Regions from separate parts of the Homo sapiens genome. Here region 2 is linked to region 1. Evidence: chromatin contacts called from ENCODE Hi-C or POLR2A ChIA-PET data. All regions are on one chromosome and are shown on one strand. Each heading gives the region's core, a stretch centred on a gene start or an enhancer-like site at or near the end of the contact. The rest is flanking DNA. Distances are from core to core; before and after follow the strand shown.

Region 1 (3,086 bases), core at 84-2,583:
GACTTGACACTACCCTTTCTGCCGCTGCTCCTTTTACCTCCTAAAGCTCCCCTCCCCCGCCTGAATTGGGAATGAGGCTTTGTTCAGGGGTGAACTCAGCATTTCTCGAGAACCTACTGTGTGCATATCCCGGGCTTAGTGAAGTCCTAGGCGGGCTCTGGCACCACCAGGTGCCCAAGACACAGCTCCTTCCCGCACCTAACAGGGACTTCCCATCTCTCTCTGTGCCCTTAGCCTGCTGTGCCCACCCACCCCACTGACCCCGCGAGCGTGCTCGGGCTTGGGAGGGCACGTCTGTGGGGGTGAGAGACGGAGCCACAGCATTTGGTGACTAGGGGGAAGCCAGGTAAGTGTCTACACTTGGTTCTCCCGTAGCTTGGGGACGCGAGGGAGGGAGTCCAGCCGCTCCTGTCAGGCTGCCCGCCCCTTTCTCCCTCCCCCGGAGAGCTCTGATGTTCCCCGCGGTGGTGGAAGAGGGTGTGTGGGTGTCAAGGACTCACAGACCAGGCTCTGCTGTCAGCTGGAAATGGATGAGGGCTCCACACTCTGCTTCTGAAGAGGGTGAATTAGGAGCTGGGGTTGGGGGCGGTAGGTGAAGGGCAGAAAGAGGAAAAAGAGATGCGGGTGAGGGGTTACCGAGCCAGGACCGACCTTGCTGGAAAGGAAAGGAGACGTGGCAGGCAGGGAAGTCGGAAAGATGAGGCAAGGGCGGGAGGGGCTTCTCAGCAGTCGGGGCCCTTTTGCAGGAGTCTGGGGCCCTTTCTGCAGGAAAGGGGGGTTGTTCTCGCTTGATTTTCGGCTGGTCTTCCTGAAGCTTTGCCCTGGGGGCAGCAGCCTCCGGCGAGGATGGGGTGTTCCTCGGCCCGCAGTTTTCTCCAGCGCGTGCTGGGGAGGATTTGGGGGAAAGGGGATGCGGAGGGGTGATGGCCAGGGCGGGGGGAGATAAGATTTTTCCGGGGGGGCTAGCAGCTGGGAGATTGGGGTCGAGTCACCGTGGGATACGGGCTCAGGTTCTGAAGACGAAGAGAAAAATCCAAGAAGCCGGCAAAGAAAATCACCCCTTGCCACCACCCTTGGCACGGCACCCCTCCCCCAAGGCCCCACCACTCCCCGCACCGCCTCCCCCGGCCGCCTCGTGCTGCCCCCTGCGTTGGGACGACCGACCCACGGTTCTGATTGGTCAGAGACCGGGAGGGGGAGCCGAGGGCCGGATTGGCTGGCGGAGCCAGCGCAGGGCGGGGCGGCTGATTGGCGGAGCTGGCCGAGGGGCGCGCTGCTGATTGGCTGGGGACGAGGAAGCAGGAAGGAGGGCGGCGGAGGCTCCGCTCTCGGGGAGTTTGTGGGGGAACCGCGAGCGGCGTAGCGGATCCCGGAGCCCGGCCCCCGCCGCCCGCCCGTCCGGCTGCCTGCCCCGCCCGTCCGGCCCCCGCCGTCCGCCCGCCCCGGCCAGGCGCGCCCGCCCCCCCCGACGGCCCCGCCCGGCCGCGGTCCCCGCTCCGCCCGCCCGGCCCCGGCCCCCAGGAGGAGGCGCTGACGCAGCAGCGTGGAGCCCGGGAATTGAGCGCCCCCGGGGGGTTCCAGCCGCCGGATTCCAGCCCGGCCGGGGCCTGCGGGCGCCCAGAGCCGCGCCGTCCGCGCCGCCCGTTCTGGTGAGTCAGGGGCCGGGGTCGAGGAGGGGGAAGGGGCGAGCTGGAGGGAGGGAGCGAGCGAGGTAGGCAGAAGAGCGAAGGGGGAGAGCACCGGCCGCCCGTCAGCGCGCCCCACCGAGCGCGCCGCGCCACCGCCCCCGCCAGCCCGGGAAGGGACGGACGGACGGACGACGCGAAGCAGGTGCGGCCGCCCGCCCGCTCGCGCCACCTCCCTCCCCTGGGTCCGGCACCACGGTCCCGCCATCGGGGAACGCGGCGCGCCTCGAGGTGACAGCCCCCGGGGGCCGCCCGCCTTGCAGGCCGGGGGCGGGGTGGGTGGCGGCCGCAGGGTGGCAGCTCGGCCGGGCGGCGGCGGCGCGGGCGTCCCGAGCTGCGGAGGGCGGGAGGACGCCGGTCTTTCCTCGCCGCGGCGGAGCCGGCTCGCCTCCGAGTGCGCGGGCGGCGAGGCCCCCGCCGCGCCCCCTCCCCCATCGCGGTCCCCGAGGCAAGGGGCCGCGGCCGGGGGCGGCGCCGCGGGATCGCCCGCTCAGGGTGGGGGGCGCCCTCCCGCGCTGGGAGCTGACCGGTTATTGCTGGATGGGGGGCAGGGGATGAGGGCCGCGCCGGGCCGGGGGCGGCAGGGGGGAGTAGTGTAGACCCGACTCGATCGGGCTGAGAGGAAGGGAGGCGCCGAAGACGGAAGGGGACCGGTTCGAAAAGCGAGTGTGGGCCGCGGGAGGCCCTGCGGGGACCTTGCGGGGCGGCGGCCGAGTCCGAGGTGTGGCGGGGGGAATCGAAGTTGTCAGACCGCCTCCAAGTGACAGCGGGACCCTGTGCTCGCGGCCCGGCCTGGTCTTGCCCTGCTCGCTCCGCCGCCTCTCTTCTGGGGCTGGGGGCCGGGTCAGGTCGGGCCCGAGGGGCTCGCTTGGCGGTGAAGCGCCGGACAAAGGCGGCGCCGGAGCGGGCGCAGGTGGTGGCGTCGGGGAGGGGAGCGGGTCCGAGGCACCCACTCCGAGGGGCGGGCGACGGGGCCGGACTCTGCCCCGGGGACTGCGGGGGCCGGGGCGCCCGCCGGGAGGAGCTGCGGCACTGGCTTGCCGCTCTAGCCGCTCGCTGTTGGCCTCGAGGCTCTGGGAAGTGGGGTCTACTTGCCGGGGGCCGAGGGGCCGGGGTGGGGGTGTATGCTCATGATGTGCCTTGGCTGGTGGCGACGGGGTTGCTACTCACCGAGGCGACAGACCCAGTGAGCCGCTGTAGAGCCTGTCAAGAATGAGGGGTTTTTCAACAAGCAGAGTCTGCCTACAGGCAGAAGTCTAACCCCACCTGGGACATCTCCTAGTCGCCCATTGTCGACAGTGTTAGAAGTGCAGAAGACTAGTTTGATTAGGACAAGAGACACCCCACCCCGTGGGCTCCCGCCAGCCCTCCGCAGCTGCCTCCAGCACTTTTCCTTAGCCA
Region 2 (3,538 bases), core at 288-2,787, 510 kb after region 1:
ACTGAATGTGGGAAATGGAGAGAAAGCGAAAAAGAAAGGAATAACCAGAAAGGACCATTTGCTGGTAATTTTTTTTTTTTCCTGATTGGAAAAGTAATTCATGCTCCCTGTAAAAATCCAGACTTTTTCATTACTGTTTAAGTTTGATACTGAAAGTCCTCCTCTGGTGCCAGCCTCTGCTAACTGTTTAGGTATATTCTTCCAGATTATTTATTACACGAATACTTTTTGTTTTTAAAGAAATAGCTTTGTACTATACACACTGTTGTGCAAGTTTCCCACTTATATCTGCGACACCTTCGGAATGAATATGTGAAGTGTGAAGATCACGTTTAGTTTAAATATTGAATTAGAATCGAATGAGAAGCCATGTTGCACATTGCCCCTGCCAGCCATCTCCTGGCCAGTTTAGAGAGAAGGCCTTCAGCTGCCTCTGTTTCCCTTTTACAGTCAGTGACATCCCCTGAGGGCAGTCCCTTGCTGCGTATTGGGTCAACCCCCGGCGGCCTGTGGACTCGGCTGGGAGGCCAGAAGCCGAGGGAGAAGACCAGTAGCTGGCCATAGTCTTGTGGGGGCCTCACTGGGCCCTCCTTGCCCGCTGCTCCCGGAACCTTGTGCCTATGGATTAATCATTGCTGCAAAATCTCACGTCCAGGAAGAATTAAACCCATCGCCTTGGGGGCAAGACTAGCCTGGCTTTTGCATCTTTATAGCCTTTCTCCGCAGGTGCAGCCACCACCTCCAAAGTGACTGCCGGTCGGTCCAAGCGCTCTAACAGGCTCTTCCCCGAGCCTACCTGGGCTCGAGGGGTCCCACACCTGGTCCGGGGCGTAGCCCATGTGAGGCCTGCAAGCTCCGGGCGCCTGGCCTACCTAACTCAGCCCCGCAGTCTCTGCAGAACCCCCTGCAGCCCCGTGGCCCAGTTTCTCCATTTGCTCACAATGGCCAACGGCGTGAGGCACTTGAGCGGAATGCGGACGGTGCCTCCGACAGCTTTCCCGCAGTGCATGATCTCAGGAGGGGCCCCAGAGACGGAAGTTTACGACGCCCAGAGCGCTCCTTCTGGACGTGCCCTGGACTCGACTTGGGACTGAGTCTGTGCCGCCTAGGCTGGCAGGGACTCGGCCAGATGCACTAGCGGCAAGGCTGGGCTGACACCGCCTGGGACTCGCTCGCCGTACCTCCAAGGGGCCCAGGTCATGAGGGGGCGGCTGGGGAGACGCCCGCCCGGTGCCCGCCCTGGGCCCGGCGGGTGCCCCCTGCCCGCCGCCTGACGCAATCCGAGGCGCCCTTGCTGCATGCCGGCGCTGGAGAAACCTCCCCTGCCGTTGCATCACTCCTGCCAGGTTTGCCACAGAGGTGGAGCTGAACCAATCAGCGGGCGCGCTGGGCCCGCGGCGCGGTTAAGTGAGAAGCAGAATCCGAAGTTGATTGGCCAAAAGGGGATTTGCCCCACCCCAATCACCGCGGCAGCTGGCCGCGGTGGGCGTGGTCTCCCGGCAAGAAGGTTTAAAGGGCGCCTCCATGGGGGGCGCTCAGCTGGAGCTACCGAGCGGTGCCAGGCCAGGTGTGTGCGTCCGTCGGTCTTTCCGTGCCCACGCCGGAGACCAGCCCCGGAGGCCGCCTGGGCCTATCCCTGTGCCAGGCACCATGAAGCAGGAGTCTGCAGCCCCGAACACCCCGCCCACCTCGCAGTCCCCTACGCCGTCCGCTCAGTTCCCCCGAAACGACGGCGACCCTCAAGCGCTGTGGATTTTCGGGTACGGCTCCCTGGTGTGGAGGCCCGACTTCGCCTACAGCGACAGCCGTGTGGGCTTCGTGCGCGGCTACAGCCGCCGTTTCTGGCAGGGAGACACCTTCCATCGGGGCAGCGACAAGATGGTGAGCATCCAACCGTGCCCAGGGGAGTGAGGGGGTTGGGGGCGGGATACTGGGCGCCAGTGCCCTGGAATGTCCGGGGCTCTCTGGGCCAATAGAAAGAAATGTGTAAACCTGTGTCTGGGGTTTGTGGCTCATTTAAATGTATGTGCCCAGTGCATCACTGTGATGGCTGGAGTCTGTGAACCTGTGGATCCCTGTGTTGATCACCAACTGGGACCACTGACATGTCAGTGTTTCTGGACGTTTCTCCTACATCCGTGCATCGCTCCCCCACCTTCCCCTGCATGAATGGGACTCAGCATGCAGAGTGGGGCACTTGGAGGCCCGGGTCAGCGGGATTGATAAAGGTTTCCTTGCTGATGGCAGAGCTGATTTCTAACTTGTCTATTTCAAAATATTTCTTCCCTCCCTAGCCTGGCCGTGTGGTGACGCTCCTTGAAGATCATGAGGTAAGTGCCCGAATCATGAAGGGGAACCCTGGCCCAGTGTGAAGGGGGACCAGCAGAGAGAGCTCATAGGCTCTTGGCTGCAGGCTAGCTCTGTCTGATGCTTCTCTGGCAGAGTAGAAACGTGTTCTAGCTCAGTGCTTCTCACCAAATCACATGAGGATCTTGTTAGAATGCAGATTTTAGTTCAGTAGCATGAGAATGGGTCCTGAGACACAGCATTCCTAACTAGCTTACAGGTGATGCCACCACATCCTGGACCACACTTTGAGGAGGAATCCTGTCTTCCCTGGTACTAGACCACTTTGTCAACTGTTTTTTTTTTTTGTTGTTGTTGTTGTTGTTTTGTTTGTTTGTTTTTGAGACAGAGTCTTGCTCTGTTGCCCAGGCTGGAGTGCAGTGATGCAATCTTGGCTCACTGCAACATCTGCCTTCCAGATTCAAGCGATTCTCCCACCTCAGCCTCCCGAGTAGCTGGGATTACAGGCATGCGCTACCACACTCAGCTAATTTTTGTATTTTTAGTAGAGACGGAGTTTCACCATATTGGCCAGGCTGGTCTGGAACTCCTGATCTCAAGTGATCTGCCCACCCTCAGCCTCCCAAAATGCTGGGATTACAGGCATGAGCTACTGCACCTGGCCTCAACTATGCCTTTTTTTTTTTTTTTAAGACGGAGTCTTACCCTTGTCACCCAGGCTGAAGTCACTGCAACCTCCACCTCCTGGGTTCAAACGATTCTACTGCCTCACCCTCCCGAGTAGCTGGGTTACAGGCGTACGCCACCATGCCTGGCTAATTTTTGTATTTTTAGTAGAGATGGGGTTTCACCATTTTGGCCAGGCCGGTCTCGAACACCTGACCTGAAGTGATCCACCTGCCTTGGCCTCTCAAAGTGTTGGGATTACAAGCATGAGCCACCACGCCTGGCCTTTCAACTGTTCTTAACAAAGAGAGTACAAGGGCTTGAGGTACTGCCACCAGATGGCTCATCAGCCGACCACAGCCTCCCTTATAGAGCACAGTCCTGGGTGGGGGTGGCATGTTAGGATAGGAGAGGGAGCAGCAAGGAGCTGTCATGACTGACCCCGGGTGTCCCTATTTCTTCCCAGGGCTGCACTTGGGGCGTGGCATACCAAGTGCAAGGGGAGCAGGTAAGCAAGGCCCTGAAGTACCTGAATGTGCGAGAGGCAGTGCTTGGTGGCTACGAT

What was found. A loop is a pair of places that touch in the nucleus more often than their neighbours do. ChIA-PET counts read pairs that join two places held with the same protein, here RNA polymerase II (POLR2A). Pooled maps may share reads with other maps.
Region 2: a loop to region 1 is called in a pooled map, with 8 times the contacts of the local background. The contact joins the promoter of CHAC1 here to the promoter of BAHD1 in region 1. A Hi-C loop is called at or near these places in 6 of 50 pooled maps. POLR2A ChIA-PET finds 5 or more read pairs at or near these places in 3 of 52 experiments (Caco-2 and WTC11).

What each region holds. Positions count from the first base shown.
Region 1 is chr15:40,439,620-40,442,705 of GRCh38, forward strand. BAHD1 (bromo adjacent homology domain containing 1) reads left to right here and starts at 1,334. Exons shown (of 7, transcript NM_014952.5): 1 at 1,334-1,649. RefSeq lists enhancers at 40-577, 1,383-1,884, 1,885-2,384 and silencers at 1,040-1,709, 1,136-1,321, 1,770-1,829, 2,550-2,669, 2,690-2,759.
Region 2 is chr15:40,951,934-40,955,471 of GRCh38, forward strand. CHAC1 (ChaC glutathione specific gamma-glutamylcyclotransferase 1) reads left to right here and starts at 1,538. Exons shown (of 3, transcript NM_024111.6): 1 at 1,538-1,881; 2 at 2,295-2,330; 3 at 3,440-3,538. The coding sequence starts at 1,651. RefSeq lists an enhancer at 747-1,340 and a silencer at 1,012-1,271.